2 separate regions of the Mus musculus genome follow, and region 2 is linked to region 1. A link is a contact called in ENCODE Hi-C or POLR2A ChIA-PET data. All regions are on one chromosome and are shown on one strand. Each heading gives the region's core, a stretch centred on a gene start or an enhancer-like site at or near the end of the contact. The rest is flanking DNA. Distances are from core to core; before and after follow the strand shown. Region 1 holds the start of Mettl2 (methyltransferase like 2). Region 2 overlaps Tlk2 (tousled-like kinase 2 (Arabidopsis)).

Region 1 (4,291 bases), core at 39-2,538:
CAATGCAGGCAGGGTGCCTACTTTGCAACTGGAATATATACATATACTTATTTTTGAGACAAGCTCTCATGCAGCCCAGGCAGGAGTGGAACTCTACGTAGCAAGGATGCTCTTGACCCCACTCAACCTCTTGTCTCTGCCTCCCAAGAGATTACACCCCTACATCTTAGGAGGTACGTGCCTGGCCAGTGACCTCGGTACTATAGAGAAACTATCAGTGCTTATTATCATAACCGATGAGCCATCTCTCCAACCCCCTGATGCCTATTACCTTAAAGTTCCAGGTTTACTTTCAAACGCCTCCTAGAAACAGGGACAACCAGTTCTAGTATTTTATAAAGGAATTATTCTTGTCTTCGGAAATGACCTCTTTCGCTTTGAGCAGACTCGTCTCTCCACTCTGCTGCACGCATCTTTCTTTGGTAGAAGTCCCACATCTCCAAACCCAACACCTCAAGAAAAGATGTTATGATCTAATCCTCTCCTCCCACAGTACGTTAGGATCCGACCACATCAATCTAGCTCTGATGGAAACGTCCCAGCAGAAGGTAAACTGTAGAAGCTACCCTAAGATGACTGAACGACTTTACGGTTGCCACAGGCCAGCCACATCAACGCGACACTCGTAGAACTAGAGAGTTCAACAACAACAACAACAAAGTCCAACCCCAATGGCTTCAAGACTTTGTTAGAAGACAGCCCCTTTGCCTCCTAACCCGTCCCCTCCCCGACCCGTTCTGGGCCGGAGTTCTCCATCAGGTCAGTGATAAAACGATCCCGGTGCCCCCATTTTTCTTGCCGTCTGGAGGAGGCGCGTCCCACACTGCGGGCACAACGGAGCGCACCTTGCTTCTCCGGGCACACCAGCGGGGAGCTGTTCTCCTGCACTTTCCTCTCCGCCGCCGCGGCCTGCTCCTCGGACCACTTCACGTTGTCCCTGTGAAAACCAAACGGGCAGCTTCAGGCCCACCGGTCCCGGACCCGGGAACGTCGGTCCTCGGGAGGCGAACGCTTCAGCTACCGCCGCGGGAGGAGGGCCAGCGGGCAGGGCTTTTCTCCAAGTGCTCCGGGCTGGCGAAGAGCCGGGCGAGATGCAGGGCAGTTACCAGGCATTGTGATGGAAGACGCGCGCCGGGTCGCTCAGGAACCGGTGCCCGAACTGCGGTCTCTTCCCGTCCTCGGTCTCCGGCACGCCTTCAGGGAAGGAGGCCGCCATGACACCGGAGACGGAAACGCCTTCTCTTCCCGAAGGCGAGGACTTCCTGTGGGCCACGCCCCTTCCGGAAGTAGCGTCACTGGGAGGGAAGATGGAGGGCGGGGCGGGGCGGGGCGGGGCGGGGCGGGGCGGGGCGGGGCGGGTTCCAAGTGATTGGGAAGCTCAGCGGAGGCGAGTCCGAAAGGAGTCATTTCTCCCTGGAGATGCACAAGGGCGTGCAGCACGGGGAGGAAGTAGGAGGCTATTCCCTCGAGTACGGTTCCGTGCAGGTCCCAAGATTCCCCCCAGGAAAAGCTTTGACTAGCCGACTGTGATGAGACGTGGTCACCAGACCACAGTCCGCGGGGAGGCAGCGCGTGGGTTTTGAGAGCATGAAGCTTCCGTGTTAAATGACATAACCGACCACACCTCCTTGAAAAGCCAGGCTTAATTGGCACAATAAAAATTGTAATTCGTTCATGCATAGAGCTTGTAATATGTATTCAATTTATTTAAATGTATACATTGTACACTTATATACTATACATATATGTATAAATATTTTAAAACTAATAGTAGGTCACTGGTATATAATTTATAATTGCACATTTTTAGCCTTATATTTTCTATTTAAATAAATTTCCCCTTTATGTGTACGCATGGTTGTGCACCACGTGCATGCAATGCTCATGGAGGCCAGAAGAGGGCACCAGATCTCCTCGAACTGGAGTTACAGATGCTTGTGAACCAACATATGGGTACCAGGGATCAAAATATGGGTCTCCTAGAAGAGTAGCCAGTGCCCTTAATTATAGGGCTCTCCAGGCTCTATAATTTCTTTAGGCTTGGTGGCAGGCAGCTTACTTGCTGTGCCATTTTACCAGCCAGAGTTATTGTTGTTGTTGTTATTATTGTTGTTGTTTTTGTTATTATTTTGATACATTTTGAAGGACTATGTAATTCTGGCTGGCCTCCAGCTCTCTATGCAGATTAAACTGGCCTCAAACTCAGAGATGTGCCTGTCTCTGCCTCTCAAGTACCGGGATTAAAGGCATTCACCATCACATCCAGCTATATGTATTTTTTTTTTTTAATATCATGCTCTTTAAAAGCTGTTAGTGTTCACATTCAACAATCCCATTATATAATTTTTGTGTGTGCAGAAAGCTCATTGTCCTTTTACTTGAAGTTCCAACATTATTTTTAATAAGTGAGCCATTTGAAATATATGGCTGCTTCTCTTTCTCTCTCCTCTCCTCCCTCCCTTCTTCCCCCCCCCCGTGTGTGTTTTAATTATTATTTTCTTTTTAAATATAGAATTCCTCTATATAGCTCTGACTATCTCATAACTCTCTTTGTAGACCAGGAAGGTTTCAACTTCAGAGATCTGCCTGCCTCTGGCTTCTGGGTACTGGGATCAAAGATGTGTGCTGCCTCCACACCTGGCTAGGTTTTTATTTTTGAGATTATGACATTACATCACTCCTCCTCAACCCTCCCATATTCCCCTCCTTACTCTTTCAAATGCATGGCTTCTGAAAATGGATGAGTGTGTCACTGTGTACCCTTATCTGGCTTCAAACTCTGGACCCTCCTGTCACGTCTAACTTTGCCAGTGCTGGAATTACAACATGCATTTCCAAATGTTTAACTATTCTAAACTTGAGCTTTTGTTTTTAGACCATTTTCTTTTTTGTGTCTATTTACATCAGTGTATTTCAGTGTATCTATTTACTTCAGTGTATTGTATCATTTACTGAAAATGGTGTGTGTGCTTGGTTTTCTTTTTTAAATTTATTTATTTCTATTTTATGTCCATTGGTAATTTAACTTCATGCATTTCTGTGTGAAGGTATCAGATCCCCTAGAACAGGAGTTACACACAGTTGTGAGCTGCCACGTGGGTGCTAAGACTTGACCCCTGGTGCTCTGGAAAAGCAGATGGTGTTCTTAACCGCTGAGTCACCTCTCCATTTTCTTTAAAAAATTATTTGTGTGTGTGTGTGTGTTCAGAGGAATATCAGATCTCCTGGAGCTGGAGTTACAGGTAGTTGTGAGCTGCCTGATGTAGGTGCTGGGAACTGAATTCACGTCCTCTTTCGAGAGCAGCTCTTAATCGCTGTGCCCTCTCGCTAACCCACTAAATGAGTTTACACAATGTATTTTGCTGGCCTGTACCAACTCATTTTCCTTCGGCAGTTGAAGCATCTAACATCTTTTGAAAGGAGTTCGGAAGACGTGGTGCAAGGTGGTCAGAATACATTGAGAACTGTGTTTCAGAGGAATCGAGGGGCCCCCTAGTGGACGATAAAGGGCACTCTCCTACTAAGCGGATATATTCAATGCTTGGAAAGGCTAAAGGCTCTCCAGGGGATCGACTTGGATGTTAGCCCAGGGCAGGGTAGTTAATCATTTCATGACCCAGCCACCCCAACCCCATCACCCTCCCAACCCCTTGTTGCAGGCGGTGCCAATTCTGGGCCATTTAATGGCGTTGCTGTGGAACAAGAGCTCCAGGGAAGGATCTTGATGTCTTAATTGCTTCTTTTTAACTTTTACAGAGCATGAGCAGCCTTTTGTATAAACTGATTTAATAACCTTTTTTGTTTTTGTTTTTTTCTTTTAAAAAACTTTTTGATTCTTTGTGGATTTCACAGCATGCAATCCCACTCATCTCTCCTTCCTTCCATATTCCCTATTGCCCTCACAACCTACCCTCCAAAAGAAAACAAAAACCCCATCTCTCTGTCGAATCTGCGGTGTATCACACAGTTTACTCTTTTACTCAAACGGCTTGCAAATATCATTGATCTGGCTTGGTACCTCTGGCTTCTGCTATACTATCAATACTGGATCCTCTCTTGAATTCTTTTCAGATAGCCTATTATTGGCCTGTGTCATGGAGATCCTGCAGCTTGGGTTCTGCAGGACCTGCCCCTGTTGTAGTGTCAAACGACCCTTACTCACAAGGACCACAGAGACCGCCGCCATCACTGCAAAACGCATGAGGATTTTTATTGATCTAACATGTTGGGGACTCCCCTCCCAGCACGCAGGCCAGAGGAGAGACCAAGAACAAAGAGAGGACACACTTTT
Region 2 (4,419 bases), core at 1,553-4,052, 140 kb before region 1:
ACTGCCCAACTATTTGTTTCTTTATAGGTAGGATCTTTCTACATGGCACTGGCTATTCTGAAACTCATTATGTAGACGAGGCTGGCCTCAAATTCATTTAGACCCATCTACCTCTGCCTCCTGAGTGCTAGGATTAAATGTGTATGCTACCATATGTATGCTAGTTCAGAAACCCTCTATCTTATTTTTCATTATGGAAAAATATTCAAATATACTTAAAACACTCAAATAAATAACCAAGTAACCATCCTCCAGTTTTAATCATTACTCATATACATAACTGTTTTTTCCCCCAGAGTTGAGGACTGGACCCAGGGCCTTGCGCTTGCTAGGCAAGTGCTCTACCACTGAGCTAAATCCCCAACCCCATATAACTGTTTATATTATCTAATAAGTTTTGGGGGGGGGCAAAGCATTATATGATTTTTATTTCAAATTTAATTGCTGAATTTATTTATTTATTTTTTAATAAATTGGCAAAAATAGCACCAGGTAGCAATGAGACAGGGTCTCAGGGTCTCGCTGTGTACCTGGATAACCTGGAACTCACTATTTAAACCAGGCTGGCTTTATACTCATAGAGATCTACCTGCATCTGCCTCCTAGTGCTGGGATTAAAGTATGTACTACTATATATTGCATATTCTATTAGTTTTTAATAGCTATTTTAAACATATGAGAGAGAAAGAGAGAGAAAGAGAGAGAGAGAGAGAGAGAGAGAGAGAGAGAGAGAGAGAGAGGCTGTCCACACTTTTTAAAAAGAACACGCTAACACATAACAAAGCTTAAGTGCAAGTCCTATACAATAGAGGTGCAAACCTCTTTCCCAGAGGTACCAACTCTGTTCATTTTTGTGTCACTTAGTGACAGTCACTCTAACCCACACTATCTCCCAAGTCAAGTAAACACTATAAATGTAACCTCTATTTTAAACATAGAATTTCAAGGTTTTAACTTAGAAACTTACTCTTGACTATAGGCACCACTTCCCCAAGCGTACAGAGAAACAGAAACGCAGCTCACTGTCCACCTAGCAATCAGAAGCTCAGTTAGGAGAGCAGGGCTCATTCCGCATGTTCTGAATGGCACGCCCCTTCATCTGCTTCCACTAGAGCCCCTCATTACTACAAAGAATTCTAAGCCCGGGGCTTTCTCAGCCTGGGATATAGCAGCATGCTACTTACCGCTCCTGTGCTATGAGGCTTTTTTAGGTTAAGAACCATTTAGGGCAGAATGTGGCTTTGTGTAACAACCTCAGAAGGGGATAAAAATCACAAGGTCACAATCACAAAATCACATGCCCAGGCACAGGTATGCTTTGTGACTCTCACTGTAGAAAGTACTAGTGAAAAGCCAATAGCAGGCAGGAGTGCTCACAGAACTGTGAGGCAGAGCTAGGTGGGGTCAGGTGACTGGGAGAAGGATGACACAGGGCTCAGTAGAAAGGAGTCTCAAACCCTTTAGGACATGCTAACAAACAGGAATATGAGGGAATCTATAGATTTGTTGTTTTGTTTTAGGCCTATCCTTAATTCTTGACTTAACAATTCATCATCCTAGAAACAAATCCCTCATCCTATTAACACAAGGAGAGGCTTCTACTTGAACTGTTAAGAATTCAGGGCTATTTTTTTAAGGCAACTAAACAACCCTGTTCTCTGCTGGCTTGTACAGTCAGCACTGTGTAATAAACACAGATCTCCAGGGGACAGACTATACAAGCACTCTCTCAAGGGTTTTCAAGAACAGAAAGAAAATAGAAGAAAAATTGATATAGAAAATCAAAGTACTAAAAACTCTACTTCTGTCTTAGCAGACTACATCAGGATTAATTGTTAATCACTAAGGAGTCAGTATAACAGAGCCACCTCCCCACCAGCCGATTTGGCAGACTTCCTCCCTGATACCTACCAATAAGTACCAGCTCCTTGTGACGTCAGCTCCATGCCATCCACTGAATTGTAGCTATCATCATCCATGATCTTGGAAAGACCAAAATCTGTAATTTTTATCTCTCCACATGCTGTACCATTTACTAAAAGGATATTACCTAAAAAGATAAAGACCTTTATGAATAAAATGAGACTTCTTTATTAAGAGAAAAGACACACAAGAAGGGAACAAGTGAATTCTAAATCTTTGGAATAAAACAGTCTAATTCTAACTTTGGGAGAATCCTCAGTGTCCACTGGAAATTTCTATTTTCTTAGAATTGCCTGTTTAATGTGCCAAAATCCACGCTGGGCACTGGAAACAAAAATGACCTGCCAAAGTAAAATATTACTTGTACAGTTGATTTTTTAAGAAGAAGAAGAAGAAGAAGAAGAGGAGGAGGAGGAAGAGGAGGAGGAGGAGGAGGAGGAGGAGGAGAGGAAGAGGGAGAAGAGGGAGAGGAGGGAGAAGAGGAAGAGGAAGAAGAAGAAGGAAGAAGATGAGGAGGAAGAGGAGGAAGAAGAAGAAAGAGGGAAGAGGAAGAGGCGGGGGAAGAGGAGGAAAAAAGAAAGAAAGAAAGAAAGAAAGAAAGAAAGAAAGAAAGAAAGAAAGAAAGAAAGAAAGAAAGAAAGAAAGAGAGAGAGAGGGGGGGGGGAGGGGATGGGAGGGAGGGTGGAGGGAGGGAGGGGAGGGGAGGGGAGGGGAGGGGAGGGGAGGGGAGGGGAGGAAAATATGTGGGAAAATTTCACATGAACTTTCAGTGTGCTCTCTATGCTACCAAGCTTAGAACAGCAATTTCAGGAAGGTGGGGGTAGGGGAATTATAAAGAAAACATTCTTGGGAATCAAAAATGGTGCCACAGCGCCACCTATAGCAGGAAAAGTGTAGTGACTTTTCTAGAAATAGAATGGTGAGTGGCTAAACTTAAAGGTCACAGCCAATAGCTCCACATAAAAGGAGACAGGCACACACATTTAAACAGACAAAAAGCGAGCTAACAGAAATATAAAGTAAGGGATAAAGGCTCCTTGCCTTTTCCTGATGCCTACTAAGTTAAATGATAATTTAAAAAGATAAAAACTGCTTGGGTCCTTAAGAAAATGAGGCAAGGCATATGTATACTTTATCAGGGAGACCTGAGACAAACTGCTCCATTCTGTGAGTAATGGGAAAAAGCCAAAATAGAACTTGCCAGAACAGCTGTTTCTAAATGTCATCATTAATTTTCCTGGTTCAGCACACAAGGTACTATTTCCCCACCCATCCCCCCTTTCCCAGCACCAAGCGGCCCAGGACTCTTCTTCCCACGTTACCCAGGCATCTACAGTGATAGACTGTTGGGTCTTCTTGGCTCCTGTCAAATTCTTTGACTTAATAAACTTAAAAGTCATTTAATAATATCTCCTGAAAGTTAGCCATACCTGGTTTGAGGTCATAGTGTATGATGGGAGGTTTTATTTCATTTAAGTACTTTAAAGCATTCACAATCTGCATAATAATGGATCGGGCTTCTTTCTCCGACATTAATTTGTGCTGTTTTAGGTAGAAGTCCAGGTCATTCCCTTCACAGTATTCTAATACTGTACAAAACCTGAAGGCATAAACCAGCATTTAACAGTGGAGTAAAAAGCAGATCAAACCACCTAAACCACTCTCAGCAGAGCTCAGGTCTCAGAGCTTCCATTCCTTCCTTTGTTCCTAAAACTTCTTCTATTCCTTTCTATCAGCTGCCAAAGGCTCAGAGGGCGAGACACTTGCTCTCTGGGAGATGAGCTTCTGCAATCTCCATAGTGGCATCAACTGTGCCAAAGTTCATTATGGCGCATTTCTTCTAAGAACACTGACAAGAACTGTAATGTGTGTCTAGTCACCCTCTTATAGCAGGGTCTCCTCTGCATACCCATAGCACATGTCCATTATTACACAGTGATCAATCACACAATTATCCTTGCACGTGTCCAATATAAGTGTATACACTAAGGAAGAGTCTAAGTTCTGCTCAGGTCTCAAGAACTAGTTGTATACTATGTCTGGCAGAAGACTACACAAATGTGTTCCATATGGTACGGATTCTTTTACTTATATTCATGCCAATATATCGCTCATATCCCCCATTTAAAATTGCACGTTATTGTTGGCACTACAACTAATGCATCTATCTCCCCAAGTATTAAAATTGATGTATGTTTCCTTGAGCTACTTGAATATTCCTGAGAGATATATACTTTTTAAAAAAATATTCCTGAGAGATATATACTTTTTTAAAAAATCTTTTTAGGTTATGGTTTATCAGTCAGGACTTAACCAAGAAATAAAAAACACTTGAATATTGAAGACAGAGGCTTTGATTTACAAGCTGAAGATCTAAGAAGACAAACTGTCCAGTAAGGCACCCTTGTGACTAGTTACAGCAGGAAACTGTTAGCACCCTAAAGCCAGAGGGTCAGAGGAAGAAGGTGGTGCTATTCGAAGTCAGGTCACCAGGGA

What was found. Hi-C counts contacts between places; a loop is a spot of excess contacts on that map. ChIA-PET counts read pairs that join two places held with the same protein, here RNA polymerase II (POLR2A).
Region 2: a map of gastrocnemius shows a loop between it and region 1 (2.7-fold over the local background). The contact joins the enhancer-like site here to the promoter of Mettl2 in region 1. A Hi-C loop is called at or near these places in 1 of 37 maps with a recorded cell type or tissue (gastrocnemius). POLR2A ChIA-PET finds 5 or more read pairs at or near these places in 1 of 5 experiments (embryonic stem cell).

What each region holds. Positions count from the first base shown.
Region 1 is chr11:105,123,422-105,127,712 of GRCm38, reverse strand. It overlaps Mettl2 (methyltransferase like 2), which reads right to left and starts at 1,288. Exons shown (of 9, transcript NM_172567.3): 1 at 1,107-1,288; 2 at 846-937. The coding sequence starts at 1,216.
Region 2 is chr11:105,268,730-105,273,148 of GRCm38, reverse strand. It overlaps Tlk2 (tousled-like kinase 2 (Arabidopsis)), which reads right to left. Exons shown (of 22, transcript NM_001112705.2): 18 at 3,354-3,523; 19 at 1,912-2,050. Among named protein-coding and RNA genes, the nearest start is that of Mrc2, 22 kb to the left of the region's middle. Within about 2 kb of position 2,802, at least 1 of the 3 ENCODE cell types and tissues checked has a DNase peak (open chromatin) inside an H3K27ac peak, as active enhancers do; it is gastrocnemius, where a contact is called at or near this core.